Linked DNA regions of Mus musculus: regions 1 and 3 are each linked to region 2. Evidence: chromatin contacts called from ENCODE POLR2A ChIA-PET data. All regions are on one chromosome and are shown on one strand. The core of a region is the stretch at or near the end of the contact, and the rest is flanking DNA. Distances in the headings are between cores, read along the strand shown.

The links. ChIA-PET counts read pairs that join two places held with the same protein, here RNA polymerase II (POLR2A).
Region 1: POLR2A ChIA-PET joins it to region 2 with 10 read pairs in Patski. The contact joins the promoter of Ptcd1 here to the promoter of Arpc1a in region 2. POLR2A ChIA-PET finds 5 or more read pairs at or near these places in 2 of 5 experiments (Patski and embryonic stem cell).
Region 3: POLR2A ChIA-PET joins it to region 2 with 10 read pairs in Patski. The contact joins the promoter of Atp5j2 here to the promoter of Arpc1a in region 2. POLR2A ChIA-PET finds 5 or more read pairs at or near these places in 2 of 5 experiments (Patski and embryonic stem cell).

What each region holds. Positions count from the first base shown.
Region 1 is chr5:145,165,230-145,168,788 of GRCm38, reverse strand. It overlaps Ptcd1 (pentatricopeptide repeat domain 1), which reads left to right and starts at 1,685. Exons shown (of 9, transcript NM_133735.2): 1 at 1,685-1,835; 2 at 3,256-3,559. The coding sequence starts at 3,282. Cpsf4 (cleavage and polyadenylation specific factor 4) reads right to left here and starts at 1,576. Exons shown (of 8, transcript NM_001291248.1): 1 at 1,330-1,576. The coding sequence starts at 1,432.
Region 2 is chr5:145,082,045-145,085,727 of GRCm38, reverse strand. Arpc1a (actin related protein 2/3 complex, subunit 1A) reads right to left here and starts at 1,859. Exons shown (of 10, transcript NM_019767.2): 1 at 1,756-1,859.
Region 3 is chr5:145,189,715-145,193,160 of GRCm38, reverse strand. Atp5j2 (ATP synthase, H+ transporting, mitochondrial F0 complex, subunit F2) reads left to right here and starts at 1,620. Exons shown (of 4, transcript NM_020582.3): 1 at 1,620-1,658. The coding sequence starts at 1,646.

The sequences.
Region 1 (3,559 bases), core at 436-2,935, 83 kb before region 2:
TGCACAACTACTTAACAACTCTCAACCAACCAACAACCCACATTCTTGGGGCCCTAGCATTTATATACCCTCTTAAGAGTCCTCCGAATTCCAAATGCCACACAATGGCAAAAACTATCTGCCATTGGCAGTATCACACTCCTGCTAAGGAATGAGGCAAATCATAGTCAGCTGCTATGGAAAATCTGAAGCAGCCCCAGATCCCATATCTGGGATTAAAATAAAAATATATTCCTATTTCTGTAGTTTTCTGGGTTCTGGATTTTGTTTGTTTGTTTTTGTTTTTTTCCCTTCAAGACAGGGTTTCTCTGTGTAGTCCTGGCTGTCCTGGAACTCACTCTGTAGACCAGGCTGGCCTTGAACTCAGAAATCCACCTGCCTCTGCCTCCTAAGAGCCATGATTAAAGGCGTGCGCCACCACTGCCCGGCTATTTCTGTGTTTTTTAAAGAAACCCAAATCTTTACTTCAAGTGCACACTTGCCTCCACAGGTTTGTGGATCTATTGCCCCACACAAATGTTCCATGGTCTCAAGGCAGTGCCATCAAATTGAGTAAAAACCTAGTGCTTAAAAGGCTAGCCTGATCTATAGAGTGAGTTTCAGGACAGCCAGGGCTATACAGAGAAACTCTGTCTCGAAAAACAACAACAACAAAGAGTAGACATATGTGCAAGGACGACCTGGCCAAAGAGGACAGTTCTGTCTGAATTGAAGCAGCTCCCCCAAACGGAAGATATATCCCACCAGAACAGGAAAACCATCTCATCACATGAAGAGGGACAGTAAATATAGCTCGGTCTAAAGGTTCGCTGGGGGCCTGAGTTGGGACAGGTGACCCGGAGGTGGGGTAGTGAGGAAAACGGACAATTCCAGGACAGGGAAGGATTTCCCAGGAGCTAGACTAAAGCAAGCCTGGAATATGAGGGTCTACTTGGAGTCTTCGACAGTCAGATACACTCAGACTCTTCTACCGCCTAGTTCTGATGAAAGTAGAGAGGAGCACGCTAAGAGGTGGAAATGGGGGACATTCTAAGACTTTGCTGAAGTTGGAGCAGGATGGGAGAAGGCAGTTCCACTTCAGGATGACACGCGTTCACTGGAGAATTACGCGAACAACCGACACAGTCCTGCTGTCCCGAGGATTGCCACGGAGCAGTCCCCGGGGATCAAGGATCCAAGGAAAGGTCTCCCCGAGTTCAAGTGACACCGGGAAGTCCCAGGACGGAAGCGGAGGAACTAGGCGAGGGTCCCGGGTTCCAGGGCCCAGGGCTGGGGTAACCTCTGGTCAGAATCAGACTCGCCCACCCACCCGCCGGGCCCCGCACTCACTATCCATGCCGGGGAAGGGCAGCGGCTGCGCCCCGAGCTGCTGCTCCACGGCGATCTCCAAGTCGAACTTGATGTGATCTACGCTGGCGATTATTTCCTGCATGGCGGCGGCGGCGGCCTCGGGCCCAGCTCCCCCTCAGGTCTCTCAGCCGCTCTCCGCAACTCACGCTACCTCTCCCCGTCCCCTTCTCGCTTGCCGCCACCGCCGCCGCCGCAGCCGCCGCCCCGCGAGGGATGCCGGGAGCGCTGGAGCCCGCGCCGGCCCTTTTTTCCCATCCAGACTCAGCCAACGGAGCTCAGAGTCCGGCCACTCCTTCAGGCCTGACTAGCCGCCGACCGATCGCCTGTTTCTTTCGGTTCTGTATCTTACACAAGAGGCGGCGACGCAAGTGCGCCTGCGCGGGATCTCCGTAGTCTGTGCTGAGGGCAGGAACGCTGTCTCTGGAGCCGCGGTCCCTCGACTCTGAGGACGTCTCACTAGGGGCTCGCCGCTTAGAACGCTCAGAGTGAGTTTCTGTTCAACCCTCATAGGAAACCCGGAAGCCGGGTGGAAATTGGACCTGAGGGACTTTGTCCAAGCTCAGATGCGAAAACGGAGGATCTAAAGGCCTGGGGAGAGGAAGCAAGGGGCGACCTAGGGTCCCAGGTCTCTCTGTGGGTGTAGCTCTAATGCAGACGTTTAAAAGTCGGGTAAGGGGGCAGGAGGTGTGGCTCAGTTGGTAAAGTGCTTGCCCCACCACCGCATAAGCCGGTAGTGTTAGTACAGACTTGTAATCCCACTAACTGGCAAGTGGAGGCAGAAGGGTCAGAAGCTCAAGACCAGACTGCATTACATGAGACCCTGGAGAGCGAGTCAACCTAGTAGAGCTAAGCCTCAAAATACCGTCATACCTCTTTTCCCTGTTATTATGTCTTGTTTTTGTTGTTGTTTGTTTGTTTTGTTTTTTTATTAAAGGGCTTCAAAGTAAGCAGGCCCAGCACAGCCTAATAAAAATAGAATGCGAGGGTGAGAGGGTGTAGCTCTGTGAGAGGGAGCATGTGCATATATGTGCCTTCCACACCACTCGAGTGCAGATTAGGGAAAAGCTTGTACCACAAGTCCTTCCAAGTATGTTCAGGAATCAAGCTCAGGTCACCGAGCTCTGCAGTAAGCACCTTTATCTGCTGAGACCCTCTTGAGCCTCTTGTTGTTGTTGTCGAGACTGGGGATCTCTAGGTAGCCCTGAGTAGCGTGGACTCACAGTTGTAGACCAGACTGGCATTGAACTCATAGAAATTCTCCTGCCTCTGTCTCCCTGGTGCAGGGCCTAAAGGCATGGCCCATCACGACTTACTCTTACTTTTTAAAGACAATCTCATGAAGCCCAGGCTGGTCTTGAAGTTGACATTATAGCTGAGGGTGACCCTGAATTTCTGACTCTTTTCTACCCAGCTGAGATAGTAAGTTTGACTGATCTCCCACTCCCCACCCTGCACAGAGCCAGGTCTTCCTAACTCAGAGCCTACCCTCTGAGTAAACTTGTCTCTCTTTTCTGACTCTTTTTAAAAAAGATTTGTTTGTTTATTTATTTATTTATTTAATGTATGTGAGTACACTATAGTTGTACAGATGGCTGTGAGCCTTCATGTGGTTGTTGGGAATTGAAATTTTTTAGGACCTCTGCTCGCTCTGGTAGGCCCTGCTTGCACCAGTAGGCCCCCTCACTCCAGCCCAAAGATTTATTTATTATTATATGTAAGTACACTGTCGCTGACTTTAGATGTACCAGAAGAGGGGGTCAGATCTCATTATGGGTGAGCCACCATGTGGTTGCTGGGATTTGAACTCAGGACCTTCGGAGAGCACGCTGAGCCATCTCGCCAGCCCTTCCTTTCTGACTTTTTATATGGCGTCTGATGCGGTTTCCTTATTTTTCTTGATTTCAGGCTGCAGGGGCTCGAGGCAGCCAGCGATGGACCTCCTAAGACTCTCCCGGCTCTTTTCCGGTCCCCGCCCCATAGGACTGTCTGTCCTTCAACACCTGGATCTTGTTGGATCAACCCGATGGACAGGAGGCAGGGAGGGACCTGCACGGCTGAGAGCTGCCTTCTGCGGCTCCTCCTCCCCGCTGCCCCTGGGCAGCGGGAACCAGAAGGAAATGAGCAGCCTCTGCTCTGACTCCAGTAAGCTCAGCACTGTGGCTCCCCAGGAGGAGGCAGAGGAAGAGAGCTTCGGGAGCCTCTCTGGCAA
Region 2 (3,683 bases), core at 610-3,109:
AGCCCAGTAAATTGGTTTTCTTTCTTCCTCTGACACAAAGCTTTGAACCAGTCCTAGAAGGACATGTTGGTGTCTTGACCCCATTCCACTGGGACTTGACAAATTCACATAAGTTAGAGTTTCCATTCCCTGTTAGGGTCAATTTCAAGTCATTGATTCACCTAGTTTCTTTTTTCTTTTTCTTTTTTTTTTTTTTTTTTGGTTTTTTGAGACAGGGTTTCTCTGTATAGCCCTGGCTGTCCTGGAGCTCACTCTGTAGACCAGGCCGGCCTCGAACTCAGAAATCCGCCTGCCTCTGCCTCCCGAGTCCTGGCATTAAAGGCGTGCGCCACTACGCCCGGCTTTCATCTAGTTTCTAATTGCTCTCCTTACCCAGCCCAGCGATACCTGTGCTCCAACAGGTCACCACGCCCTACCAATGTTCTGACAGGCTTCATTAGAAATTCCAGCTTCATCAGACCATCTCCACACTTCCTGTAGAGAACTTATTTTGACCTAACACTAGATAATTTAGATTCAAAACACTGCCACCCATCCTCTAAAGGAGTCTGCAATTTCCAATGGGTCCTCTCAGCTGTGAACAGCATATGAATTGAAGAAGCCTTCCCCCAACCCCCACCCCTGAGACAGCCAGTGACTTGATCTAATGGGGTAAACACCCGGGACTGATAACTTATAGAGACCTGAAATCCTAAGGCCTACTAGGAAACCAAAAGATTAAGGGAACTGATAAAATAGGATGCCAACCTAGGTCATTTCAGAAACTGGGCAAGGAGAAGATAGGAGAGAAACACACCATGACAACAGATGGCTTTATACTCAGAGATTCTAAGCTGCAATTTATTAAGTGCCTCCCATGTTCCCAACAGTGTTCAGTATCTGAACGGGGCCAGGAACATGAATAAATCCTTGTCCTCATGTCCTTCTCCGGAGGAAAGAGAGCAGAAAGTAAAGGAAGGCAGATATGCCTTGAAAGTCTCAGAAGCACCAGTAATGGCTATCATTTATTATCAGATCATTTGAACAGCTTCTCTGGGTTAGGAATTGCTGTAAGCAACTCAAGCACACGAACTCCACGCGAAACCCATAAAACCAAGTAGACTAAGAATCTTCTTACTGCAGCTGGGGAAACTGAGGCACCAAGAAACAACCTTCCCAGAGACACCTGACAAAGTGGCAGAGTCAAACGGGAACTCGGAGGGTTCTACATAAAGGACCCTATGAATACGGGTGCAGAGGAGAGTACAAGTCTGACTTGCGGGGGCGGGGGCTAGAGCTAGGGAATCTTAAGGTTACTGGAAAGATGGGCTTTCTCTTGCTGGGAAGGGTTCCCCAATAACTGACGGTTCGGAGGCTGCTCTAGGCAACATCCTAGATGTTGACGAGATGAACAGATACTCGTGACAAGCCACCGGGGGATGGGGGGGGAGATCCGCCCGTCTAAACTAATTTTACAGATTGTGGTAAATGCTCACAGTAGGGGTGCAAATGGTACTATGGGGGTGTCGGAAGCCGAGTTGTTCCTTCTCTCATCCGAGATGGAGGGCAGCTGGAAAGTGCTCAGAAACGCTCGGTCTGTGTGTGAGGGGGGCACCAGGGACTCAGAGGTAACCACGAAGGGCTGAGATCCCGGGCCCCTCAGCTCCAGACCCCGCGCCTAACAGCCCTGGGCCCGCCGCCCCCGCGTGCCATAGAACATACAAAAAAAAAAATGGAGGCGACCCGGGCCAGACTCTCCGCCCTGTGGCTCCTTACCTGAGGTTGGGGAGGTCTGGAGGTCCGGAGCGGACGATTCGCGGACTCTGGTCAGTCGACGCGAACTGGCTCCGGCGGGCGCGGACGGAGGAGGGAGGCCTAGAGGGAGAGGCTGACAGATCCCGGAAGTGACCGGAGCGCCTGCGCAGAGCGGCCGCTCTCAGCTGGCGCTTGGCGCAGGCGCAGGCGCAGAACGTAGCCTTTGTTGGCGTGTTCTGTCTGAAGAGCGGCTGCTGCTCAGGTGAGGCAGCCGCTCGTCAGCGCTAGGGCGTGCTTGTGGAACTGGATGGGCGTCCTACTCCTTTCTTTAAGGAGGTTTTAACACACACACATTTCTGAACCATGGCCCAAGTGTGCAGCGTTGGGAGCTTCTCAAGTGCTTTTTGTTACAAATTACTGAGCTAGGATCTCTCAGGCTTTGTGGTTCTGAAGAACAATTCAAAATAAAATAAAATAAAATAAAAATATTTATGTGGCTGGGCGGTGGAGGCGCACGCCTTTAATCCCAGCACTTGGGAGACAGAGGCAGGTGGATTTCTGAGTTTGAGGCCAGCCTGGACTACAGAGTGAGTTCCAGGACAGTCAGGGCTACACAGAGAAACCCTGTCTCCAAAAAAAAAAAAAAAAAAAAGAATTATATGGATGTCTGTGTCGGTATACGCATGTGAATTCAGGTGCCCCTGGAGGCCAAGAGAGCAACAGATCCTCTTGGAGCTGGAATTGTAAGTTACACCATGTGGGTGCTGGGAACTGAACTCAGGTCCTCAGCGAGAACAATACAATCTTTTAAGCTGAGCCATCTTGCCAGCCCTTGAAACTATGTTTGTGTTCCTTCATAGAGGGTGGGTCAGAACTGGTGACTATTTTCTGCCTGGCGGACTGTCCCTGTCCTGGACCCTCAGTAGAAAGTCTCAAGTCTACCTAAGAGTCCCCTTGACTGTTCCTAGATCAGGACCACTTGTTCCTGCACCCACAATGACACCACAAGAAGGCGCAATGGTGACATGGAAAGAGTGTATTCTATGTAGATGCAATTTATAAGAACTGCCCTGAATGCTACATCCAGTCAGACTGTTGCCCCTGCTCTGGTAGAAATTATGAAGCAACCAGTTAAGTACCCAGGTTCCACTAGAGGTAGGCACCCCAGTCCTTGTCTTGTGGTGGTCTATATATTTGACCCAGTGGACAGTAAACACTGCCCTAACAGAAATAAGGGAATAGTCTATTTCGAGTCAAATATCCATGAGCATTGCTTAGCAGTGCTCGGATTCCTTACCCTAAGTGTTTGCCCCACCTTGAAAACAGTTGCGTTATGGTCTTTAGAATTATTATCGGTCTGTGTGTGTGTGTGTGTGTGTGTGTGTGTGTGTGTGTGTGTGAGTGTGTGTGTGTGTGAGTGTGAGTGTGTGTGTGAGTGTGTGTGTGAGTGTGAGTGTGTGTGTGTGCTGTGTGAGTGGGTAGCACTCATATGGTGGTCAGAGGTCAGCTCTGTGAACTCAGTTCTCTGCTTTCACCTTTACACGGATTCCAGAGATCCAACTCATGTGGTCGGACTTGTTCAGCAAGCGCTTTTCCCACCAAGCCATCTCGCTGGCCTTGGGTGAACTTTTATAGTTGCAGGACAAGAGAAAGCCACACATCAGAACATTTAGCAGAGTTGCATTGGTGGGAACATCGGATAGGAGGGTTATAGCAAGAAGAGTCAATCTTTCCTAGGTTTCAACTTAGGTTAGAGAACTCTTAGCCTTAGTGTTGGAGGAAGCTAGAGATCTGCTGATACACCACAAGGGCTTTACATAACAAGCCTGAGAAGGTTAGCTAAGTATAAAAATAAAGATCATGGCTAGTGTTGTAGCTCAGTTGACAAGAGTGCTTACCTAACAGTCACAAACCCCTCTGTTAGCTCCAGCCCTGTACAAACCTGACGC
Region 3 (3,446 bases), core at 371-2,870, 110 kb before region 2:
TGGTTAGATAAAAGCCACCATTCCTTAGGAACGGTAAAAAGAATTGTGACTATTCCACAGTGAATAGCAGGTAAAAGGAATCGGGAAGCCCAGTTTTCTGTCAAAAGGAGTCATTTTCCTTACCTTTGGCATTTACCAGCATATCAAAATGCATGCTGGCCTCCAGTCTCTCAATATCACAAATACCCATTACACACAGCAAAGGCCATGTTATAGCATTCTGGCTCTTTTCATCTTCTCTATGCTTCTCCCTTTAGCTCCTGGACTCCCCCCACCCCTCCAGCGAATCATTCTTATAAGCCTGCTATTCTCACTCCCACCCTACCCCATGCTCTCACTCTTAGATTGCTCTGACCATGTCCAGTCAGATGCCCATGTTAAGTCTACTTCTCTCTGCTCTTCCAGATGCCTCTGGCTGTTCCCTCTCACTCATATTTACAATAAACATCCCCTCTCCTGGGGGCTGGAGAGATGACTCAGTGGTTAAGAGCACCGACTACTCTTCCAAAAGTCCTGAGTTCAAATCCCAGCAACCACATGGTGGCTCACAACCACATGTAATGAGATCTGACGCCCTCTTCTGGCGCATCTGAAGACAGCTACAGTGTACTTACGTATAATAAATAAATAAATCTTTAAAAAAAAATCCCCTTTCCTTATGGGGGCTGGAGAGATGGCTCATCTGTTAAGAGCACTATCTGCTCTTTCAGAGGACCCAGGTTTCATTACCACAAATCACATAGGAATTCACTACTGTCTTTCTAACTTCAGCTCCAGGGGATCCAATGACCTCTTTTGACTTCAGTGGGCCCTGCATGCATGTGGTACACAGACATATATGTAGGCAAAACACCCATGTACATAAAAATAATTTTAAAAACCTTCACCTTAATTATACCATGGAGTGGTTATGTCAGTTTATACAGGCAGTGCACACATATAATTCCCATACATGAGTTGTCACTGCTAAAAGTTTCAGGCCAACCCAAAACATATACTGATTTCCAGGCTAGACTAACTCTGTTATTGCATACAGTCTTGCTGTATTTCAGGCCCAAATTTGGGAATTAATGGCAAGATAATGCCTGTAGCTATATAGTAGTCTGACTTTGGCGCTAACATGGCTTAAATCTAATACTTCTGATTTTGGGTCAAAAAAACTACCTTTACGAGCTTTAGAAAATACCCATTTAAGCAGGTGTCAGCTGTGGAGGCGTGTTTGCAATCATCATGGAAACCACTTAAGCATGTGGAGTGGAACTTCAGAGGGATTTGGGGGTCAGAGCAGTGAATAGCAAGTAAAAGGGACTGGGGAGGGTTAAAACAAATGTTCCTATTCAAGGCTTCTCTGCTTTTCTTTCTTTTCAGCATTGGGAATGGAACCAGAGCCTTAAGCACTCCGGGACTGAGCCACACCCCTAAGCCTCTCATTCCTCATGAGAGATCCAAAAGTAGAAGGCAAAAAGTCAAAAGGTCCCTTTTCTCTTTTGTCCTTTGCTTCCGCCTGGGATAGGTCTCAAAATGCTCTACCTAAGTGGTGATCTACTTCCCATGAGCCTCTGCTTCCCGCTCCGGCAGGGGTGCGTGCGCCCTTCCCAGCAGCCTTTGCGCGCGGCTGGAGTTCTGCGGACACCAGGACTTCAAGATGGCGTCACTCGGTGAGTACTCGGCCCTTTCCTGGCCTTGGGGTTGGAAGCCCGATTTGGGCACAGGCTCCAGGGCCACAGTGGGGTGAGAAGGAACCGCGGGAACTCTTGCTCTTCACCCGGGGCTTCACTGAAGCCTCCCCGGAAGCGCGCTGGACACTTACTATAAGGTCCTGTGCTCCCGCCCTCCTCCCTCCACTCTGCAGCGGATTTCTGCTGTGCATCGCCTGGCCTGGCGGTGGAAGACCCAGTCAGCACGGAGAGGCTTCTGGGGGCCTGCACATGCGTTGCCCGGAACCATTTGTCTGTCCTTCCGCGGAGGACTAAGCTGCTGCTTTTTCTTCCTGCGCGACTTGACACAGGCAGGGTCACTTGAACCTTTACGCTGGGCAGCGCTTGGACCTCCCTGGAGATGAGGCTTTCAGATTACGGTCCAGGACCAGCGAATGCCTAGAATGGTTCCCGACACCACATTATGTTACATACGTGTCGACTGAATACGCCTACTGGGGTGAAGTGACCTGTTCAAGGTCACCAGTCCTGAGAGAGCCTCGCTGGGATTCAGACCTAGGTTGGCGGGTCTCATGATAAATGAGATTACCTTTCAGAAATGTCCTTGTGACAGACAAGCAGATGTTCCCTTAACACGTACGAGTCAATCTCCACACACATTCATTGCGCACTGTTGGGATTACACATTATTGTTGTTTTTGTTATTATGTGTCCCACACGTGTCTAGGTATGGTCATGGGAATGCTGGAGCTTGTGTCCAGGTTCGAGGACAACTCCGAGGAACTCCAGTAGCCAGGCTAGCCATTTCACAGTTGTCTACCTCCTCCTTTTGAGACAGGGTTTCACCATGTAGCCCAGATTGGTCATGAACTTGCTGCCACAGTCGTGATGTATTAGCGTCTATCTCTGAGTGCTAGGATTACAGGCCTATGCTACTGTACTTAGCTTGTTACAGTGTTCTTTATCTCAGCCTGGGAAGGTGAAGGGGGGGGTGTCTAAAAACGGGGTGTGAAGGAGCTGAGCCTTTTTGATTTGGTTTGGTACTTGGTTTTGCAAGATAGGATTTCTTTGTGTAGCTCCAGCTGTAATGGAACTCATCTGTGGATCCACCTGCTTCTGTCTCCCCAGTACTGGGCTTAAAGGTGTAGGTCACTGCCACCTGGGGCATTAGCAGCTATTTTATCTGTAAAATGGTAGGAGATGGTTAGTGAACACAGCTTTCAGAAGAGACAACGGGAAGAGCATTAATGACACTGCTCAAGAGGCTGAAGAAGCACAATTGTCAGCCTGGGCCTTCCTCTCCAAAAAAAAAGTTGAAAAAATAGAAGTTTTGGATCCCAACCCCTACAGGATTTCTCTGCCACTCTGGCTATCCTTGAACTTGAACTCCACCTGCCTCTGCCTTCCCAATTGCTAGGGTTGAAGGTGTGTGCCGCCACTGCCACAACCACCACCCCTATCACTTTTTCTTGTTTTTTTTAAAGACAAGGTCTCCCTAAATAGCTGTGGCTATCCTGAAATTCACTAGATAGATCAGGCTTGTCTGGAACTCATAAAAGTCTCTCTGCTTCTGCCTCCTAAGTGCTGGGGTTAAAGGCATGCGCCATCATACCCAGCTTAAAGTTTGCAATCTTATTTAAGTAGAGGGTTAGTGTGAAGAGACCTTTGAAGGAAAGACTAAAGAGTTTAGTACACTTCGCCAGCTGGGGGTTGATATTGTACCCCTGTCACCCTAGCAGTGGGAAAGCTGAAACAAGAAGATTATCCATGAGTTTAAGGCTAGCCGGT